Regions from separate parts of the Mus musculus genome. Here region 1 is linked to region 2. The links are chromatin contacts, found by Hi-C or POLR2A ChIA-PET in ENCODE. All regions are on one chromosome and are shown on one strand. The core of a region is the stretch at or near the end of the contact, and the rest is flanking DNA. Distances in the headings are between cores, read along the strand shown.

Evidence for each region. A loop is a pair of places that touch in the nucleus more often than their neighbours do. ChIA-PET counts read pairs that join two places held with the same protein, here RNA polymerase II (POLR2A).
Region 1: POLR2A ChIA-PET joins it to region 2 with 26 read pairs in embryonic stem cell. The contact joins the promoter of Gli1 here to the promoter of Ddit3 in region 2. A Hi-C loop is called at or near these places in 2 of 37 maps with a recorded cell type or tissue (heart and regulatory T cell). POLR2A ChIA-PET finds 5 or more read pairs at or near these places in 4 of 5 experiments (Patski and embryonic stem cell).

Annotation. Positions count from the first base shown.
Region 1 is chr10:127,340,262-127,345,980 of GRCm38, reverse strand. It overlaps Gli1 (GLI-Kruppel family member GLI1), which reads left to right and starts at 4,402. Exons shown (of 13, transcript NM_010296.2): 1 at 4,402-4,422; 2 at 4,663-4,776.
Region 2 is chr10:127,287,792-127,293,785 of GRCm38, reverse strand. Ddit3 (DNA-damage inducible transcript 3) reads right to left here and starts at 2,993. Exons shown (of 4, transcript NM_007837.4): 1 at 2,895-2,993; 2 at 27-74. It overlaps Mbd6 (methyl-CpG binding domain protein 6), which reads left to right and starts at 4,768. Exons shown (of 13, transcript NM_001347171.1): 1 at 4,768-5,077.

The DNA.
Region 1 (5,719 bases), core at 3,153-5,652, 51 kb before region 2:
AGCTGCTCTCCATGACCCCTTATACCTTCAAAACCAGTACCACCTGGGTGATTCTTACACATTACCAAATCCAGCTGCAGCAGAAGGTACAGAGGTACAACCTTAGTTAACTCTGGAACACAGCTTCTTTGACTCTCAGAAAACACTTCCCAGAAGATTTCACCTCAGTGATGCTGGTCTCTTCTTAATCACCATTAATTTCTTAGCTCCAGCTAACCAGCATCAATTGTCCCAGTAGTCCCTTCTAGTCTTGACTCTAAAGCTAGAGCCACATGGCCAAAGCTGCTGAATTTTGTTGCTTACTTGAGCTGGAACATGGCCCCCTTGTTCTATTACATTATCACCAGCTTTCTCTTTTCCAACTTTTTCACTGCCCAAGCTTGGCTGTCCTGAAACTTGCTCTGTAGATTGACCTGGAACTCAGAGATCTGCTTGTACATTTCTGAATTTTAGTTCAATCCACATGTAGTCAAGTTGACAACCAGGAGTAGCCATCACAATATCTAAATTCTTTTTAAGTTGAAGAGGGGCTGGGAGCACAGCTCATCAGGTAAAGTGCCTGCCACACAAGCACAACCTGTGTTTGGTTCCTTGAGACCAGTGTGACATCTCAGGGTGCACACATCTGTGACCCTAACGGAGAGTTGATGAGATGGCTCTGAGGGTCATGGCAGCCTGCCAAGCCTGACTACCTATAAGCATGTTCAATCTCTAAGAAACACATGTTGGAAGGAGAGGACCAGCTCCCACAATTGTAATGGTTTGGATAAGAAAGACCCCAAAGGCTCATCTATGTGAATCCTTGCTCCCAGCTGGTGGAACTTTTTGGGAAGGATGAGGAGATATGTTCTTGTTGAAGGAGGTGTGTCACTGTGACAGGCCTTCATGTTTCAAAAGTACATGTCCTTTCTCTCTGCCTCCTGGCTGTGGCTCGGGATGTAAGCTCCCAACTACTGCTGCAGTGTCACAAGTGCCTGCCCCGTTGCCATCCATGTTCCCATGGCACCATGATGGTCCTGGACTTGGTCCCTGGAGCTGTAAGCCCCTAATGAACACTTTCTGTGATGAGCTGCCACGATCATGCTGTATTGATCACAGCAACAGATCACAGAAACAGACAGTGACCAAGAGAACTGAGTTCTGCAAGTGTCCCTTGGCCTCCACCCACTAGGGCACTTGTGGTGGTTTGAATAAGAACTGCTCTTATATATATTTAAATACTTAGTCACCAATGACTGGTGCTACTTGAAAGGATTATAAAAATTAGGAGGTGCAGCCTTGTGGGAGGAAGACCACTGGTGGTGGACTTCAAACTCCCCAAAAGCCCATTCTAAGACCAGGGTCTGTCTGTCTACTTCTCTGGCTCGATGCTTGCCACCATGTTCCTTGCTATGATAATAATGGACTAAGCTTCTGAAACTGTAAGCCACCCCCTTCCCCCAAGTGCTTTCTCTTATAAGAATTGCCATGGTTGGGCTGGAGAGATGGCTCAGCAGGTAAGAGCACTGACTGCTTTTCCAAAGGTTCTGAGGTCAAATCCCAGCAACCACATGGTGGCTCACAACCATCCTGTAATGAAATCTGATGCCCTCTTCTGGGGTGTCTGAAGACCACTACAGTGTACTTACATATAATAAATAAATAAATCTTTAAATAAATACATTTAAAAAAAAAGAATTGCCATGGTCACCTCAATAGAACAGTGCCTAGACAATCCTGAAATACATCCTCTGCCATGGGTGCACAAAATGAATAAACAAAATGAAAAGGTAAATTAAAACTTTAAATAGAAAGTAGAAAGATGTGCATAATAGTACATGCCTTTAATCCCAGCACTGGGAAGACAGAAGCAAGGGCATCTCTGTAAGTTCAAGGCCAGCCTGATCTACATAGAAAGTTCCAGGTCAACCAGGACCAACATGGAGAAACTCTGTTTCAAAAGCAATCATCCAATCAGGGGCTGGCAAGATGGCTCAGTGGCTAAGAGCAAGGACTGCTCTTCCAGAGGTCCTGAGCTCAATTCCCAGCAACCACATGATGGCTCACGATCTCTCATAAATCCACTTTCAGAGGCTCTGACCTTACTCTATGACCTCCTCAGACACCAGAAATGCACGCAGTATACATACATGTATACATACATGCAAGACATTTCTACATATCAAGTAAATACATAATAAAAACTAATTTTATAAAAATTACATATACGGCTGAAGAGATGGCTCAGCAGTTAAGAGCACTGACTGCTCTTCTAAAGGTCCTGAGTTCAATTCCCAGCAACCACATGGTGGCTCACAACCATCTGTAATGGGATCTGATGCCCTCTTCTGGAGTGTCAGAAGACAGCTACAGTGTACTCATAAATAAAAATTACATATATATCTCAAAACAGGGTTTCTCTGTGAAGCCCTGGCTGTCCTGGAACTCACTCTGTAGACCAGACAGACTCAGAGATCTGCCTGCCTCTGCCTCCCGAGTGCTGGGGTTAAAGGCGTGCGCCAGACAGCCTGGAAATAAAACAGTTAATTTTAAGTGAATACAGGAGAAAGCAGTCTTGTGGTTTGTGCTTGTCACCGAAGCACTGGGGAGGCTGAGGCCTGGACAGCTGTGAGCCTGAGCTCAGCCTGGGCTCCTGAGTAAACTCTGGGTCAGCCTGGACTACTGAGTAACAGTCTGTCATCAAAACACAAAAGCATTTCCCTTTCCGCAGAACTCAAAAGGCTCCAAAACTGTCAGTCTGTGTAAGACAAGTCACATGACACGTGTAGAACTCTTTCTCTGTGGTTACTGGTCTGGCCTGGCTGTGGGTACCTTGTAAATTTCATGGATGTAACTTGTCAGTTATATGGAGTGTTGTCCCTTATCTGTTTCTACTGTGACTCCTTGCACTTGTTAGGTCTCATATGTGTCCCTGTCTTCATCTTAATTTTTTTTTTTTTTTTTTTTGGAGACAGGGTTTCTCTGTGTAGCCCTGGCTGTCCTGGAACTCACTCTGTAGACCAGGCTGGCCTCGAACTCAGAAATCCGCCTGCCTCTGCCTCCCGAGTGCTGGGATTAAAGGTGTATGCCACCACTGCTTGGCCCATCTTAATTTAAAAACAAAAAACAAACAAACAAAAAACACTTACTTTGCAGAGCCAAGAAGGTGGTTTAAAAACAGCGCTATGGCCTGAGAGATCTGTTTAAGGGAAGACTCTCTCTCCCCACCCCGCCATGCTTTTGAGTCTTTCTCAGGTGGGAAACTGAAATAGAGGCCCTCTCTCTGTGTCCAGTCACCATGGTAACACAGATTCAAAGAGACAGGGTACTCCCCTATCACGAACTACCCAAGGGGCTCGCAATCTTCCCTGGCGTGCCCTTCTGTTTCTTTGAGCTCACGCAGCTCCCTGGGCATCCGATTGGGCTTTGGGGACAGGAACCTGTCAAATTTCCTTAAGTTCGCCAGTGCAATCATTTCCACTCCGAGGGGTGCCATGTGCTAGGACGACCAGCAGAGGGCGCGAAAAGCCTTAAAGAGAGAGGTGTGGAGGTGGCAACTGCGTCCAGAATTTGGAGATGGAGAACGGAGTTTCTCCAGAGAGGTACTCTACACAGAGCACCACTGTCCTCAGTGATCTGTGAATGCACATTCTGCACTTAGAACTCTAGCCCGTGTTCTTCCTTCATGTTCCATAGGTCGCACCCCCTCCCCTCCTCTACATCAGTCAACCCAACTTCTTTCTCCCAAACCCCAACTCTCCAAATGCTCCACGTTCCATCCAAAGAGTGAGGCTGGCCTACAGACCACGACATGGGGAAAGCTCAGTTACGACCAATGAAGCCGAAGACCGAGGCTTCTGGTTTAACTTTCTGGGTGAGCTTTCCCCCCTCCCTCTCCCGCCGCGCAATATTTTCCTCAATGTTTTCCTGGCTCTGGTTCAGAGCCTCTTCGTGGACAGCCGATCCAGGGATCCGCGCCGGGATTTACTGTCCACCAAGAGCAGCGTGTTCGGGCGGGGGGGGGGGTAGTAGGCAGTATAGGGTCCCTCAAGGGAGGGGGAGGATCCTGGGGGTCCTGGGGGTGCCATAAGCCCGGCACCCCCTCTCTAGCTTCTATCCACCCAGCTCATCTTCTAGAACGGTCCGAAGGAAGGATATACGAGGGAAGTGAGCGGGAAGAGCCGTAGCGTGCGGGTGGCAACAGCGAGAAAAAGTTTTTGCAAAGGGGAAAAAAAAAGTTTGCGCTTCTCGCGGGTGGTCCCGGCTCGAGGCCCGGCGGGCTGGGCCGGCGGGAGGGCTGGGGGCCAGGTTGGGAGGGTGGGGTGGCACTGAAGCTGCGCTGCAGTGGCCCTGTGACCCCCCTCCCCGCCACACACCTCCCCCCCCCCCCAGCCCAGTTTCCAGCCCTGGACCACGCATCCCGAGCACCGCGCCCCGACGGAGGTGAGAGGGGGGCAGGCGGGAGACCACCTGGGAGCGATGGGGGAGGGGCTGAGGAGATGCTCTGACGCCTAGGGACTCACCCTATCCCAGAAGGAGACCTGGGGCTCAGAGGCAATATGGGGTTGGGAGAGTTTGGGGAGAGCAATTAGGAAGTTTGGGTGTTTTCTTGTTTTGCTTTAATTTGTGCCTTCTTTTCTCTGCATCCCCTTCTTTTTTTCTGACAATCTGTGTCTGTCCCAGGTCTCTTTGTCCGCGCCTCTCCCACATACTAGAAATCTCTCCCTTTCTTGAGGTTGGGATGAAGAAGCAGTTGGGACGGCCAGCTGGAGGTCTGCGTGGTAGAGGGAACTCCAGGTGCGTCTCTGAGCGCCGTTGGAAGACGTCAGTGTTTCTAAGACGGGACCCACCGCAAAAGAAGGGAGCGCTCAGTGGGGTGGGAGTAGCGGTGTGCCAGGCAACAGAACCCCTGAGGGCCGGGCTGGGATTGGACTCCTGACCTGTGGCTGTGACAGATGTGCACATGGGGTTTAGGGGCAAAGGAGTGGGTTTGGACTCGGGAGGAGGCTGGGTGGGTTTCCTAACATGCGGTGTAGGCCGTAGAAAATCCCTAGGAATTCTGGACTTCTGAGTTCCCAAAGACTGTGGGCAGGGCCCCCGAGGAAGAGGAAGAGCTGGGGAGACCTTGTTTTGACCCTCTGACCTCAGGACCACCGGGGCAGCTGAAGCCAGGCGCCGGGAGACCCCTACTGGGGCAGAGCGGGACCACTGGCTACTGCCAGCTTGTGTATCCCTGTTGGCCCCCCGCCCAAGCGGGATCTGGGGACCGAGGCCCCTCCTCTGGCTCAGACCACCCTGCCTGCCCTTGCTCCCCGCTCTGAATCCTCTTTCAGGCCCCATGACCCTGAAACAATCAACCCAGGACAGTTAGCTTTGGGAACAGCATCAAGGAAAGGAAACTCCGTAGAGGCCGAGGGTTTGGGGCATCCGGAGAACCAGGGACTTTATGGTATAGGTCTTTCCTTCCAGTACGGGGAGAAAAGATGGGCAGTTTTCTTCTGGGAAGAAAGTTCGTGAACGCGGGTGATTTACCCTAGGGGGGCGGGGTTCAGAAGGACCCCCCTCCATTATCTCTCTGGGCATCCCCGCCGGACAGACGTCTCCGACTCACTCTTGACGTCACTAGGGGGTTCCCGGGGGTCTATAGGGGTTAACCCTTAGGAAGCCGGCGGAGATACCCAGGAATCCAAGGTGTCCTCTCCGCGCACACCTTATTTACACAGGCACTTCTTTCTCTTAG
Region 2 (5,994 bases), core at 1,744-4,243:
CTGACTGAGAGGGTGGCCAAGATTACCTGCTTTCAGGTGTGGTGGTGTATGAAGATGCACTTCCTTCTGGAACACTGTGGAGAAAAGGAAAAAACAGTCCTTTACCTCCAGCCTCCTCCTAGCCCTTCTCTAGATCCTTTCTAACTCCTCCTAGCCCCTCTCTAGATCCTTTCTAACTCCTCCTAGCCCCTCTCTAGATCCTTTCTAACTCCTCCTAGCCCTTTTCTAGATCCTTTCTAAAATGGGTTGTGAGATGGTTTCTTTGTGCATCCCTGGGCATCCTGGAATTCTGGAACTCAACAACTCTGCAGACCAGGCTCCAGTTCTTCTCTTGTAATACACACACACACATACAGAGGTGTGTGTGTCTTGCAGCGGGTGTGTCCCTGAAGCCATTTCTTCTCTTGTAATACACACACACACACAGGCGTGTGTCTTGCAGCGTGTGTGTCCCTGAAGCCAACTCCAAGGACAGAGGCAGGCTTAACTTTATTTTTAGTTGCTGACATTTGCCGTCTTGATTACATAATAGCAAAGTCCTGGCCAACTAAGTTTTCTCTAAATCCCAGATAGACCTCAAGTCCGCCAAAGGGAGACAGAACTAGAGGGAAGGAAGAGTAAACTCAGCAGTGCTTGCTCAGATTCCATCCCCCCACTGGCAGCCTCAGTGCAGACCTGCTCTGGGATCTCCAGCTCCTTGGCAGTGTTGAGCAGGCGTTCAGCTTACATGAAAGGCCTTTCCTACCAAGGCTGTATAGTTCTTACTAAATGGCAACTCTAGGTGCTGAAAGCCAAAAACTTTGGTATCCTTGATGCCCCTTTCTCAGATACCACAGCTCAGCCTAAAGCACTGACAACTTTAAAAGTACCCCAAACCTAAGTATTTCTCATTACTACATTATTTCCAGATGCAATTTTTTATTTTTCATTTATTTATTTTTTTGGTTTTTCTTGACAGGGTTTCTCTGTGTAGCCTTGGCTGTCCTGGAACTCACTGTGGACAAGGCTGGCCTCGAATTCAGAAATCCGCCTGTCTCTGTCTCCCAAATGCTGGGATTAAAGGCGTGCACCACCACTGCCTGGCTCCAGATATAAATTTACCATACATTTCTTTCCCTGGATTATTTTGGAAGCCTCTTTGAAATCTCTCCTTTCTTTCTTCCTTTCCTTTCCTTTCTTTCTCTTTTAGACAGGGTCTCACTATGTAGCTTTTGCTGTCCTGGAACTTGCTTTGTAGACTCTCTGGCTTTGAATTTAGATCTGCCTGCCTTTCAAGTGCTGGGATTAAAGGCTGTGCCACTATGTTCAGCTGAGACCTCCTGTTTCTATTCTTGTCTTTTACTTTATTTTCACGGCTGTGGGTTGACCTAGGGTCCTCTACATACCAGGCAAGCAGTGTACTATTGAGCTACATACCTAACCCTTTGTTTTTGTATTTATTTTGAGTCAGGGTCTCATAATGTAGCCCTGGCTGGCCTGGAGCTCAGAGATCTGCCTCTCTGAGTGCTGGAATTAAATGCATGTGCTATGATCATTCCTCTGCTCAGATCCCCCAATGGCTTCCTGTTTCATGATTGTTAAAGATTAGCATCATGAGGGTGCTTGCAAGGCTCTATGAGACCGGCTGCTTGAGTTTCCTTTCATCACCCTCTCCTGCTTACTCTAGTCCTGTTCCTAAAGATACCGGCATGGCATGCTTATCTTAACTCTGTTGCTCAGCCTCTCCCTTCTATAAAGCTCTAACACCGGGGCTTGGCTCACAGGCTTGGCTTCTGATGACAACCTCTAGTCACCGCCCTGAACTATTCTGCCCTGCTTTTGTTTTTTTTTTCCCTTTTGCTTTATACTGAAATGTAAGTTTTATTGAGAACAGTTTTATCTTTTGCTCCTAATATACCCTGGGTCCCCAGATACTTGGTACATAGTGGGTGCTTATTAGGCATTTGTTAGGAATGAATGGGGAAAAAGCCCCTCCCCCAAGTTCCCTTATAGAGAATTAAGCCCACTGAGCCTAAAGGCAGAGCGGAGCTGGCTGTCTCTGGGGACTGCAGATGCAATATTGCCCTGAGTGTTTCTCTGCAGGGTTGTCCTCTAGGGAAAACTCCCTTGGTCTTCCAGTGTGTGGGACCTGGCTTTCATCAGCAGAGGAGCCCCAGGCCTGAGGGTGCAGAGACAAACAGTGGGCTGGCCTGACGCAATGGTTACACAGTTTAGTTAGGAGACGGGACTGAGGAAAGAAGCAGAGATCAATCAGCCCTGGGAGAAGCAGAAGACCCTGGAGAGATCCCAAATAATTTCCCATAGTTAAAGAGATCCAGGCTGCTCTCTTGTATGGAAACCTAGAAACCTCTGGGGAAAAGGGAAAAACCCATCTATGCTCCTCCCACCAGCACCCCCACTCGCAAAGATCTGTCAGTCTTCGCGTTCTCTTGAACTTGAGAGTCAGCTACTAACGTGGCCATGTTGGCCCCTTGACTGAGGCGCTTCAGCTTGAAAGAGTTGGGGGGAATGAGGCTGGTGAAGAAAAGGCTGAGACAGCCAGAGTCCCCGACTTTGGGGGTGTGTCCTGCTGCCCCGCCTTTCCTGCGAACTGCCCAGGCCTAAGCTGGCCCGCAGTTCGCACTACAGAGACAAGTTCCCGAAGGCAACCGGAGTCCCTCTGCAGAGTGGGGACCAACTCGAGACAAGGGAACGGGAATGCAATCGCCCAATGCAAGAGAGGGCCTGTAAGCACCATTCCTGAATCAGGGATTCCCGGCCTTCACCCTTCCCAGTCTACAAGCTTACAGTGGAAGGGGTGGGGCTACATCCTCCAGAACAGTTGTCTCCAACTTTATAAAATAGCTATGCTGGCCAGGATGGGAAGGTAAGGGTTAGACGGAGCCAGTACTCGCCTCTCTCCTCAGGTTCCGGCTGTTATTCTGGCTCTGTCGCTGCCACCCGCTCATCTTCAACATGATATAATCGACGTGTTAGGCTCAAGATAACTGACCTCAAGAGCGGAGAGCGAGTATCCTTTATGCTGTCCGGCCCCTCCTGGGGGGGGGGCAGGGTCCAGGAGCCTACCAATCAGAAAGCGGCACGCTGGCACTGGCTCCGCCTCATCCCTTACATCCGCCACTCAGGAGTCTCACGGCCCCACCCCCATCGCGCCCTCTGGCTTGAGAGTCTACGTTGTCTCGGACCCGGAAGTGGCTTTGGGTCACGCGGCTTCGCGGAGGAGGTGAGTGAGTCATGCGCGCGCGCGGAGGAGAGCGCGGCGAGGGAGGGGATGGGGGGGCGGGGATGATGCAATGTTTGGCAACCGGTGTCCGCGCGCGCACGCGCAGGGGACGTCGATGGTGGTGGGAGGTGCGGGAGGGGGGCTATGGGGGAGAGAGGAAAGAGGGCGGAGCGCCAGCTCCCAGTGTCCAACGGCCCCAACGGCTGTCCTTCCTGAACTTGTCTGCCCACCTCCCATCACCTTTAACTTACTCCTCCATGAAAGGCTCCCATTTTCCCTGGCCCCTCCCAGCTAATGGGCACCGGGGCTCTGGAACCTCTTTAAAGTTTCCAATTTGTTCACCTGGATTGACATCTCCTCGAATCTTTTAAGAGCTCTCCTCCTCTTTTAGCCTTCTAATGCGTCCCAAAGACTGAGTTCCTTGATAGTCCACCCGCTTCTCTCAGAGAGGCACCTTTAACGCTTGTTTCTGAATCGTCCATTACGTGCTAGGATTGAAGTTCTTTACAGAGTGTAGATTGCTGCCTCCTCCTCATCCCACCCCTGCTTTGTGTGATGCTCTTACGCCCTTCACTAAGCCCAGTATCCACCCTCTTCCTTCTCCGAGATAGCGAGTCCTGTGACTCCCTGCTGAGGAGCTGGCCTCCTGCCTCTAGCTGTCTGAGTTCACGACCTACAGTAGAGCCTGGGACGTGCATGCACTTGAACGCATGATTGCCCTGGACTGGGTCATCAGAGGAAACACAGATTCTAGTTTAATTTGTCCAAGGATTCTACCTTACTCATTTGTAAATTAAACAACGATAAAGGTAAAAAGCAGCTCTGTGGAGAAAACTTGAGTAAAAGTAAAAACATCTTGCAAAACGTATTTTTTTTTTTTTGTGCCATGAAAACAGAGGCCATGTGGTGGCCTATTACATAGTCTGTCGTAGACTCAAGAGGGGCAAGCCAGAGTTTAAGTAGAAACTGAACCAAGACCGGTTGCTATTGGATGGTGCGACGGTGACAGGTCCTTGGCCAGACTGCTCCTTCGCTCCAGACCTTCATTTCCCCTTCTGTTAGTAGAGGTGGGGGGTGGGTTGGACCAGATGGTCTCTCCTGGCCTAAAGACAGACCAGGTTGTCAGTGACAGGCAGAGGTCATGTGACTTGACAGGCTGAGGTCGTGTTGTGACATGTTGACCTGGAGAGGCGGGTCAAGTCTCTGCACACTACCCGGGAAGCCTTTGGGGCGGGGCAGGGCAAGTCGCGACTTTCATCTTTTAGGGCTGGCCCCTCCCGGACCTGACATTCCTGACTCCCCCAACAGATTGTGGCTTCGGAAGGGGCCCCTCCCGAGGGAGGACTGGGATTGGCCACCAGTGGCCTGGGAAGAGGCCCAGATCCTTCCGCGGAGGGCGGGTGGGGGGGGGCCGCGTGGGGTGTTTGTTCTCTTGGGGATTAATGGGGGGTTGTGGGGGAGGGGTAGGCGCGCTCCCGCATGCGCACTGCGTCCCCTCCTGTTGGCTCGCTGCTGTCCGCTGGGCGGGGGCCCGGCCCCGCCCCTCTCCCGTCCGGGCAGCGGCGGCGGCGGCGGCGGCGGCTGCGGCGGTGGCGGCGGCAGCGACGGCGGCGGCGGTAGCAGCCTGCGCGGTGCCTTCTGGGAACGGAATCCCCAGGGCTGCCCCTGGCCCCTATGGCGCATGCGCGGGAGGCCGCTCGGTGATCCGCGGCGGCGGCGGCGGCGGCGCTTCCTGCTAAGACCGGCCGGGGCCGTACCGGAGGCTCGGGCTCCACCGACCCACCTCCCACCCCCTCCCACTCACCCTCTGGGCCGCGACTGCGCAGGGCGGGGCCAGCCGAACCATGGGCCGCGGTGAGTGCGGGGCCCGGCCCCCCCGCCCCTCCCCCTCCCTTCTCTCTCCTCCCCTTCTGTCCCTACCCTCTGCCCCCTCCGCGTCCTTTCGGCCCCTTTCCCTGGCCCCATCCACAGCCCCGCACCCTCACCTGCCCCCGCCATTTCTCCTCCCAAAGTGCCTGACTTCTGCCTTCCTGACCTCGCTCCCTTCAGTGCTTCGCCCACCCTCCACCCGCCCTCTCCCCAAGTTCCTTCCTACTTCGTGCGCCTGCCTTCCCCTCCTCCCCGAGCTGAAGGAAGCAGTCTGGGTGACAGGGCGCCTTGTTATGAGAGGGAAAGTTTGGAAGCCGTCAGTGTGCGGCGGGAGCGATGGTGAGGTTGGTGAGGGGTACTTGCAGGTCTAAGGGCCGTCCCTACATGTCAGGGAATGCTTCTTGTTGTTAATTGGAAGCCAGTGGGGGATTATGAATCCCCTTTTCGTCGGCTTGAGAGGACCAGGAGTTCTCAGGATCCTGGAGGAAGACAGAGCTCTGGCTCCAGCCTCTTTGGAGGTCCAAATGAATTAGATCCGAGATTGTTGGATGGAGTGGGCATGGGGGGATTTCAGCTGGCACTACCCTGCCAGGCAGTTGGGCAATTGCTTGGTGACCTGTGGGGCAATCTGTACTTTTTATATGATCTTCCTGGGGGAGGGCACAGCAGTGGCCAGACACTGGGAAACTTCCTAGTGGCCTGGCATTATGGGAATTTGCCCACACTCCTAGCTGAAGTCTTCTGTGCCTAGACAAAGGGAACTAGGCCTTCATATGTCAAGAAATTAGGGAATGGTTTTGTGGTCCTTGGGAGTTGAGGTGCTGAACTCCTCTGGTCTCTAGGGACTGGGCTTGGAGGGGACCGTTGTGGACATGGCCAGCAGATCCTGAGGTCCTTACAGG